Regions from separate parts of the Homo sapiens genome. Here region 2 is linked to region 1. Evidence: chromatin loops called from intact Hi-C (ENCODE). Cell type or tissue: dorsolateral prefrontal cortex. All regions are shown on one strand. Region 1 overlaps DICER1 (dicer 1, ribonuclease III). Region 2 overlaps CLMN (calmin).

Region 1 (4,000 bases):
ATCTTTCTTTTTGTTACATATTTATTGATTAGTAAAAATAAGATACTTTAAAATCTTACTGAAATTTAAATTCATCAAAATTGTAAAATCTTAATTATGACTTAGTTTTTACTAGGCAGGACTTTTAAAGATGAATATTTCAAATATGGAGATTAGAATTTTTAAAAACTTGCTGGAATTTTTCAAAATAAAGAATTTTGTTTTGGTAAATTGAACTTTAAAAATGTTGGGGCAGTGGTTTCATAGGTGTTTCATGTGCTAGAGGTAATACAGCGATGTGCATATATAATGGAAAGGTTTTTGTTATTTTCAGGGTCCACCAATGAGCTGTGTACGATTGGCTGAAAGAGTTGTAGCTCTCATTTGCTGTGAGAAACTGCACAAAATTGGTAAGGATGTTTGAAAAGCATATACGAATGAAAATAAATTGCAACCATTGTAAAAAAAAAGCATATAGAGGACTTTATAGATCTGTAAGGATTTTGTAGAGCTATTCACTTGCTGATCTTAATGTGCTTTGGTGAATATAAACATAAGTGTTAGTAACTTGAAGATCCTACATTGTTGTGGGAGCTCTTTGTTTTCCATAGCTTGACTGCAAACAACTGTCATTTATTTGCTCTCTTTAATGACTCCTTTTAAGTACATAAAGGTCTTTTCGTAATTGTTGAATCATGCACCATGAACACTTGTGTTTTAATATGTCAGTCTCTCAAATTAGTCTATACTAGTATAGAAATTAATCCTTTTTTAAAAAATGAACTCAGTTTCTTTTTTTTTTTTTTCTCAATCCTGCTCCTGTATAAGTGGACCCATTTTCTATGGCCATTTTATTTAGCATTGATATGTGGTGATGTCATGTTTAGATGTTTTTGTTTCTGAACCTTAGAACAGAATTTGCAGTCCAGCTCATATTGGAATATATGGATGCCAAAATAGACTTTGCCTGAAGTGTGAATCTGATTACTTTTAAATTGTAAAAGGCAAAGGTGCTTTAGTTTCCATTACTTTTCCAGGTCCTTCTAACATAGTTCTGTTCTAAATTCTTTACTAATTAATCAGGCAAAATCTGGATTGTGTTAATTCTCTCTTTAAATTTGTTAGGCGAACTGGATGACCATTTGATGCCAGTTGGGAAAGAGACTGTTAAATATGAAGAGGAGCTTGATTTGCATGATGAAGAAGAGACCAGTGTTCCAGGAAGACCAGGTTCCACGAAACGAAGGCAGTGCTACCCAAAAGCAGTTAGTATTGGTTAGAACAGAGTAAAAACCTAGCATTTCTGACTTTGTTTTCCGCTACATCAAATCTCAGTTCCTCTGCTTGGCTGGCTTCCCACACCCTTACAGTTTGGCCCACTCTGGATCTCAGCTCCTTTCTCCGATTCACAGCTTCTCTCAGATCAGCCTCTTTCCTTCCTAATGTAGAATGTGTGCTCTTCCACTTCAGAGGTTGCTTTTGTTTTTCTTCTCAAAAGGATTCTTGGACCCATCTGTCATATTCTATCCAGAATGAGATTATTTCATTTAAATAGACATTCTTTGTTTCATTCAGTTTAGTGGTGTGATTCTTGTTTTACTTATGATTTGGGGCTAAGACAGAAGAGGATTTGTGTGATAAAATAAGCAAGTGAAAAGATGCCCTCTCAAGATGACAGGTACACTGGAAGGTAGAAGCACAAATATCTGTCAGGAGTTATGTCAGATTCCCAGTGTGGGCCATTGGGAATCGAAATAAGTTATTTCCATGGAGTGTTTCCAGCTCAATCTGTGGGCATCCTAGCAGAGTTCACACATGAAAGCATCTCTAAATCTAACTTCTAGTAATAGACAAACTTGGCTGAAGTATTTATTTTTAAAATATTTGTTAATATTTTTACCTCATAAGAACCCCAAGCAAAAGCAGAATTTTGCTGTGTGTAGTAGTCCCGCTTACCCTTGGAGGGTATGTTCCAAGACCCACAGTGGAAACTGCAGATAGTACCGATCCTCCAGCAGCTCAACGTTGTTTCATTAGAACGTTGACAAGGAAAAAAAAAATCGTTCCCAGCCAGGGCCACTGTCTCTATGTGGGGTTGGCACATTCTCCTCATGTCTGCTTACTCCGGTTTCCTACTACATCCCAAAACTGTGCACATCAGGTGAACTGGCGTGTCTGCACTGCCCCACTGTGAGTGAGCATGGGGATGCATGTGCGTGTGCCCTGCCACAGAGTGGTGTCCTGTCCGGGATGGGTTCCTGCATGGGGCCCTGAGCTGCCAGGATAGACTCTGGCACCCTTGGCCCTGAACTGGAATAAGTGGGTGAATAATCATCTTCCTTGTTTTTATTCATCTTTCTTAAGTGTATCTATAGCTCACATTTATTTTAATGCTTAATATTAAAAGTGTTTTTTTTTAATTTAGAAATTTGGTGATGTTTTTGTGATCAGAAATGTGCTGGAGGAATTTAACTGATTTATGTCAATTAGCCTGTGGGAAAATTGGTTTCTTTCTACCAATTGGTTGTTTCCCTTAGCCAGTTTCTAAGAACCTGCCGAAGACATTAAGTGAGGACTTACAGCATATATTATGCTTTTTAAAATACGTTTGTACATATTTATGATAGTTTAAGATATAAATTAGGCACAGTAATAACAAAATAGAACAATTGTAACCATATACTGTAATAAAAGTTATGTGAATGTGGTCTCTCTCAAAATACTGTACTGTACACACCTGTTATTGGACCGTGACTGACCTCAGGTTACTGAAACCATGGAGGCTGCAGATAAGCGGGGACTGCTGTGCCTGTATGTTAGCCTAAATATGTGTTTCTTTGGTTTTGCTTATGCAGTTTTACCAAGTTTTTACTTTATAAAATTTTGCACCCAGCTTAGCATTTTCAAGATTCAGAATCATGTTTTTAAAAAATCATGAATGTTACCCATTTTCCCAAAATGCATGTTTTCCTCATACCAAATTTTCACGTGAGACTAGTTTCATGTGATAAAGTCGTTAATGATAAGTGTTTCTAAAAGCATAGTATTGGCTGGGTGTGGTGGTTCACACCTGTGATCCCAGCATTTTAGGAGGCTGAGGCAGGAGGATCACTTGAGGCCAGGAATCCGAGACCAGCCTGGTCAACATAGTGAGACCTTGTCTCTACAAAAAAAGAAAAGCATAGTACTGCCTGGCATCCTGTTTAATTAATAGATACATTCTTTATTTTCTGATTCTCTATTAAATATAACTGTCTCTTTTACCAGCATTTTTGTACCTTTTAACTACAGATGCAGTTCTTTTTCATTGAACCTCAGGAACTGCAAGACCATAATCTGAAGGATTGTGTTAATATTGAAAGCCTAGCAGCAATGTCCATTTAATTATGGTTCACTCACATAATGAGGTAGCCATTACAAATGATGATATTGGCTCATATTGACTCGGACAGATATTCTCTTTACAGTAACGGGATAAAAATCAGGCTATCTCACAAACACAGATACACACATACCCTAATATACACCAGTGTTGTGTGATTTTATTTGTATTGAAAAATATAAATGTATATATGTTTCTATGTATTTATGCATAGAAAAAGAGTCTAGGAATTATACAGTGTATCAAAATGTTAATAAAGGCTGTCTTTGAGTGATAGGATTATATGTGATTTTTTAAAAATTTGCCTAACTTCATTTTCTGATACTCTACAGTTAATACATAAAAAGCCCAAGGAAGAGATGAGTTTTCTTGTCAGAAGAAATAGATCAAATGAATAGTATTTTTAAAAAGGCCCTACAGTGTTGGATTGTTTTATGTATAATTTTGGTATTAGCTATGTAGTCAGCACTGCATTATAATGTATGTGAACTTGGGCCACCGTCAGCAGCCCTGTCCTGAGATCCGCTGACTTACCCAGCAGGGTTAAGTAATTAAGAAGTGTCATGCCTCGGGTATTTTCTTAGCTTATTCTCATCAGCTTTTAGTAAAGCCAGAATTAATTTGTTTTCTTGCTGACAT
Region 2 (4,000 bases), 86 kb before region 1:
TGGCTCACGCCTGTAATCCCTGCCCTTTGGGAGGCTGAAGTGGGTGGACCACCTGAGGTCAAGAGTTCGAGACCAGCCTGGCCAACATGGAGAAACCCTGTCTCTACTAAAAATACAAAAATTAGCCAGGCGTGGTGGCAGGTGCCTGTAATCCCAGCTACTCCGGAGGCTGAGGCAGAAAAATCACTTAAACCTGGGAGGTAGAGGTTGCAGTGAGCCAAGATCAAGCCACTGCACTCCAGCCTAGGAGACAAAAGCAAGACTCCATCTCAAAAAAAAAAAAAAAAAAAAAAAAGAAAGAAAAAAAGATATTTTCCCAGCCAAAGGGACTAGAAAATGGCAAGTTTTTCTTCTGATCTTGAAAAAATAAATAAGCCCTCTGCTTGTTTCATCTTTCAAAAACAGTAGCATTTGACCATTGATGAGGGCAGCCTGTGAGACTATCATTTCAGATTGCTGAGCGCAGCTTTTCATTCCTGCATGGAGCTTTGTTCTCCCGGGGCACAATGGCCTGGCCGCTCTAATGCTCTTATTCTGACACCTGTTGAACAGGTTCTTCCAGCCCCTAAAAGAATTCTTGAGACGTGGCTCCAACAATGACCGTGCTCCTGCATTTCACTCGGGAGCCTTGCTGACGGGTTTCAGAGTGCCTGGTGCAGACAGAGGTCAAAGAATCTTCATTACCAATGCATGCTAGACATGTTGCACTACCATCCACCTTTGGCCAAAGGCACAGTGAAGATGGCATCCTGAAAACTCTACACCTGCCTGTGCGTGTGCCTCTCCAAACCTATAGGCCACCTTTGCACCCTTTGGCCCACCTAGCTTCCAGGATTTATTCTTTTGTTTAATTGGATGATGGTTGTGAAGGATTCAACCACTGCTCACTGTAAGAGCCCTTCTCTTCCTCCTCTTTCTTTCTTTCTTTCTTTTTTTCTTTTTTCTTTCTCTCTCTATCTTCCTTCCTTCCTTCTCTCCTTCTTTTTTCTTCTTTACTTTTCTTCTTTCTTCTTCTTGTCCTTTCTTCTTTCTTCTTCTTCCTCCTCCTTCTCCTTCTTCCTCCTCCTCTTTTCTTCTTCTTCCTTCTTCTTCACAGGGTCTCACTGTGTCATCCAGGTTGGAGTGCAGTGGCATGATCTTGGCTCACTGCAACCTCTGCCTCCCAGGCCCAAGCAATCCTCCCACCTCCACCTCCCGAGTAGTTGGGACCACAGGCACTACCACACACAGCTAATTAGAGACATTATTTATAGGAAATCCTGTGGAATAGTGGGATGTGGTTAATAATTATTGTACCCATTTCACCAACAAATAAACTGAGGCTCAAAAAGATAACATCAGTCACTCAAGGTCACAGAGCTGACTCAGCCAGGATTTGAAATCAGATCTTGCCAACTCTAGAACCTATATTGTTTTAACTCCATCAATTTGTAGCATTTGAAGTCTGTACCAGGGGCCGGAGTTGGGGTGGACTTGTCTCTCATGCAGGCTGTGCTGCAGGGGATTCATGAAGAGGATCAGGGAACAGGCAGAATTGGAAGGGACGCCCTGGCTGGGCCTGGGCAGAGCACTGCTGGGTGATGTCACCTACTTTACACTGCAGCGTGACATACTGACTTGGATTTGGTTGTTCTGTCTTTCAGTCCCAGGAATCCCCAAACCTGGAAAACATAGCAAACCCCCTAGAAGAAAATGTAACGAAAGAATCAATCAGTAGTAAAAAAAAGGAAAAAAGGAAACATGTGGACCACGTAGAAAGTTCACTATTTGTAGCACCAGGAAGTGTTCAATCCTCAGATGACCTAGAAGAAGACAGTAGCGACTACAGCATTCCTTCCAGGTATTTTATTCATCTCTTTTCACCCGTAAGGTGGAGCCAGAGAGTTAGAGAGTTATTTGCAGTTTCTGATTTGATGGGGTGGGAGGTGCAGGCATGGGATTGGACAGCAAGGGAAATACAGCTTCATACACAATCCTCATTCTCTACACCTGGGTTCCCCGACCCACCCTCATCATTACCAGACCTCATAAGGAGCAAAAAGGGAAGGATGGGAAGCTTGCCTTCTCTCCTCAGTCTTCAAACCTTTGGGTGGAAGCTGGCAGTGAGCAGCAGATGGCTGAACCATAGGTAGGCGTGGGGGTGAACGCGGTAGACTTGGAGCCTCTGCTGGCTGCCTTCTGGCCCCCAGACAACTACAGGTTGACCAGACTTCACTTTATAAGCATCTTAATGACTTCAAGCATATCCACCTTTCCACCAAGGAGACCATTAATGTCTGGCACGTGGAAGCTGGACATCTCATTAATATTATGGCTTCTTCCACAATTCCCATTCCAAGGAAGTAGGGATGCTTGATTTAGCTTGGGAGAAGGAGGGAGCAGGGAGGATAATGAGATTTAACTGATCTACAGGAATCTCATAGCACACCTCTGCTCTGTCACTCCAAGGCCACCAGATGAGCCAGATTTGTCCCAGGGAAAATGTGTAACTGCTGAAAATCAGAAGACCCTGGTCTCTCCCCTCTCTCATCGTCACAATAGTCAGTCAGTGTTGATCAAGCCCTTACTGTGCCCAGGAACTTCACATTCATTTTCTCATTCATTCTCACGTCACCTATAGACACATTGGTGGGACTGTGCCTCATATGGCAGACAAAGAAGGTCAGGGGGCCAGGTAACTTCCCCAGCTTAGGGAGTCTTGGACTCAGATGTGTCCCACTCCACATTCCACATTCTTTTTGTGCCCCCTTGTTGCCTGTGATGATGTAATACAAGCTGCAACAGAAAACTATTGAGGTATGCATTTGGGGAGGGGTAGGGAGAAGCCCATACAGACAGAGCCAGAGGAGTTGCTGGCAGGTGCCTGGCTTTCCACCTCCCTCTGCCTTGCTTCTGTGCCTGGACTTTGGGGAAACAGAGGCAGGGGGAGGAGGGCCAAGGCACAACAGAAGGCTGCTGCCCACTTGGCCTTTGACTCCCAGCGTGCCTGTCCCTGCCCCTGGGTGTGACTGTCTAGCAGTCATCTATGATCTTCTCATGTCGCTGGGCTCTGCTGTCAGTGCAGGTGAGCACTTTGGACAAACAGTGCAGGGGATTTGCCCAACTGCTCAGCTTCTCCCTAAGCAGATTAATTCTCAAAGAGTCCTTGAGCAGCCACTATGCAATGGAGTCTGCTAGGCCTGGGGACTTCAGGAGAGGGAGAAAGAGGTCAGCCACAGGGGTGATTCAGGCGGGGCTCCATCCTTCAAGGAAATAGGACGTTACCCTCCATTCCGCTAGGACTGGGTGGAATGTGAAAAGTGCGAGGCAAGCATTCCCACTTGTACATTTTGGACCTCAGACGCAGGTAGAGAGAGTCAGGGCAGCCTGGTCTAGGCCCAGGTCTGACTAATTGCAGAGAACCTCTGGTGAGTCCCAGCACATCAGGATGCTTGGGTTACTTCCTGCTCCAAATGCTTTGATTTTTAAGAATATGTGCCTTGCTTTCTATTTAAAATCCTGACTTTGATTTTTCTTGTAGATGAGGGCCCAATGTGTGTATCACTAATATCCATCCTATTTGTAAGCACTGTCCAACCAAAGTAGGCATGTTAGATATAAAATCTGTCATTTCTGTCCCTGGCTGTGAAGTTGTCGCTTGCCTAAACCCATACGTGGAAACCCCAGGATGGGGGTGACCGTACAACTGAGCCATGAAGAGCTCCAGGTGGTACCAATTCAAAACATGTGTTTGTTTTTCAGGACTAGTCACAGTGACTCCAGCATTTACCTTCGACGACATACTCATAGGTCTTCGGAATCGGTTAGTATGTGAATTTCTTCTCTTTCCGCACGGCCCCTGCTAATCAATTCCTTTCCATCCTTCCTCCTCCCCAGCCCAGAGCTTTGAAATTACTGGCATGCAACAGCTATACTTTTGGATAGAAGACAAGCAGATTGGAACCTTATCATTAAGCACAGTCCGATCGGATATCCGGTTTGGGCAATAAGAGATGTAAAT

The links. Hi-C counts contacts between places; a loop is a spot of excess contacts. Peaks named below come from ENCODE experiments on the same cell type or tissue, not always from the same donor. Only the 100,000 strongest peaks of a DNase experiment are listed, where the experiment ranks them.
Region 2: it touches region 1 in a loop (3-fold over the local background); 10 of 110 quality-filtered maps call a loop at or near these places.

The regions. Positions count from the first base shown.
Region 1 is chr14:95,108,561-95,112,560 of GRCh38, reverse strand. It overlaps DICER1 (dicer 1, ribonuclease III), which reads left to right. Exons shown (of 27, transcript NM_177438.3): 13 at 314-389; 14 at 1,105-1,244. Among named protein-coding and RNA genes, the nearest start is that of MIR3173, 27 kb to the left of the region's middle. In dorsolateral prefrontal cortex, no CTCF peak of the experiment used is centred here; a DNase peak (open chromatin) is centred at 2,162; H3K27ac peaks cover 2,488 bases.
Region 2 is chr14:95,194,338-95,198,337 of GRCh38, reverse strand. It overlaps CLMN (calmin), which reads left to right. Exons shown (of 13, transcript NM_024734.4): 10 at 1,644-1,840; 11 at 3,742-3,802. Among named protein-coding and RNA genes, the nearest start is that of DICER1-AS1, 39 kb to the right of the region's middle. RefSeq lists a silencer at 1,856-2,022. In dorsolateral prefrontal cortex, a CTCF peak has its summit at 1,842; no DNase peak of the experiment used is centred here.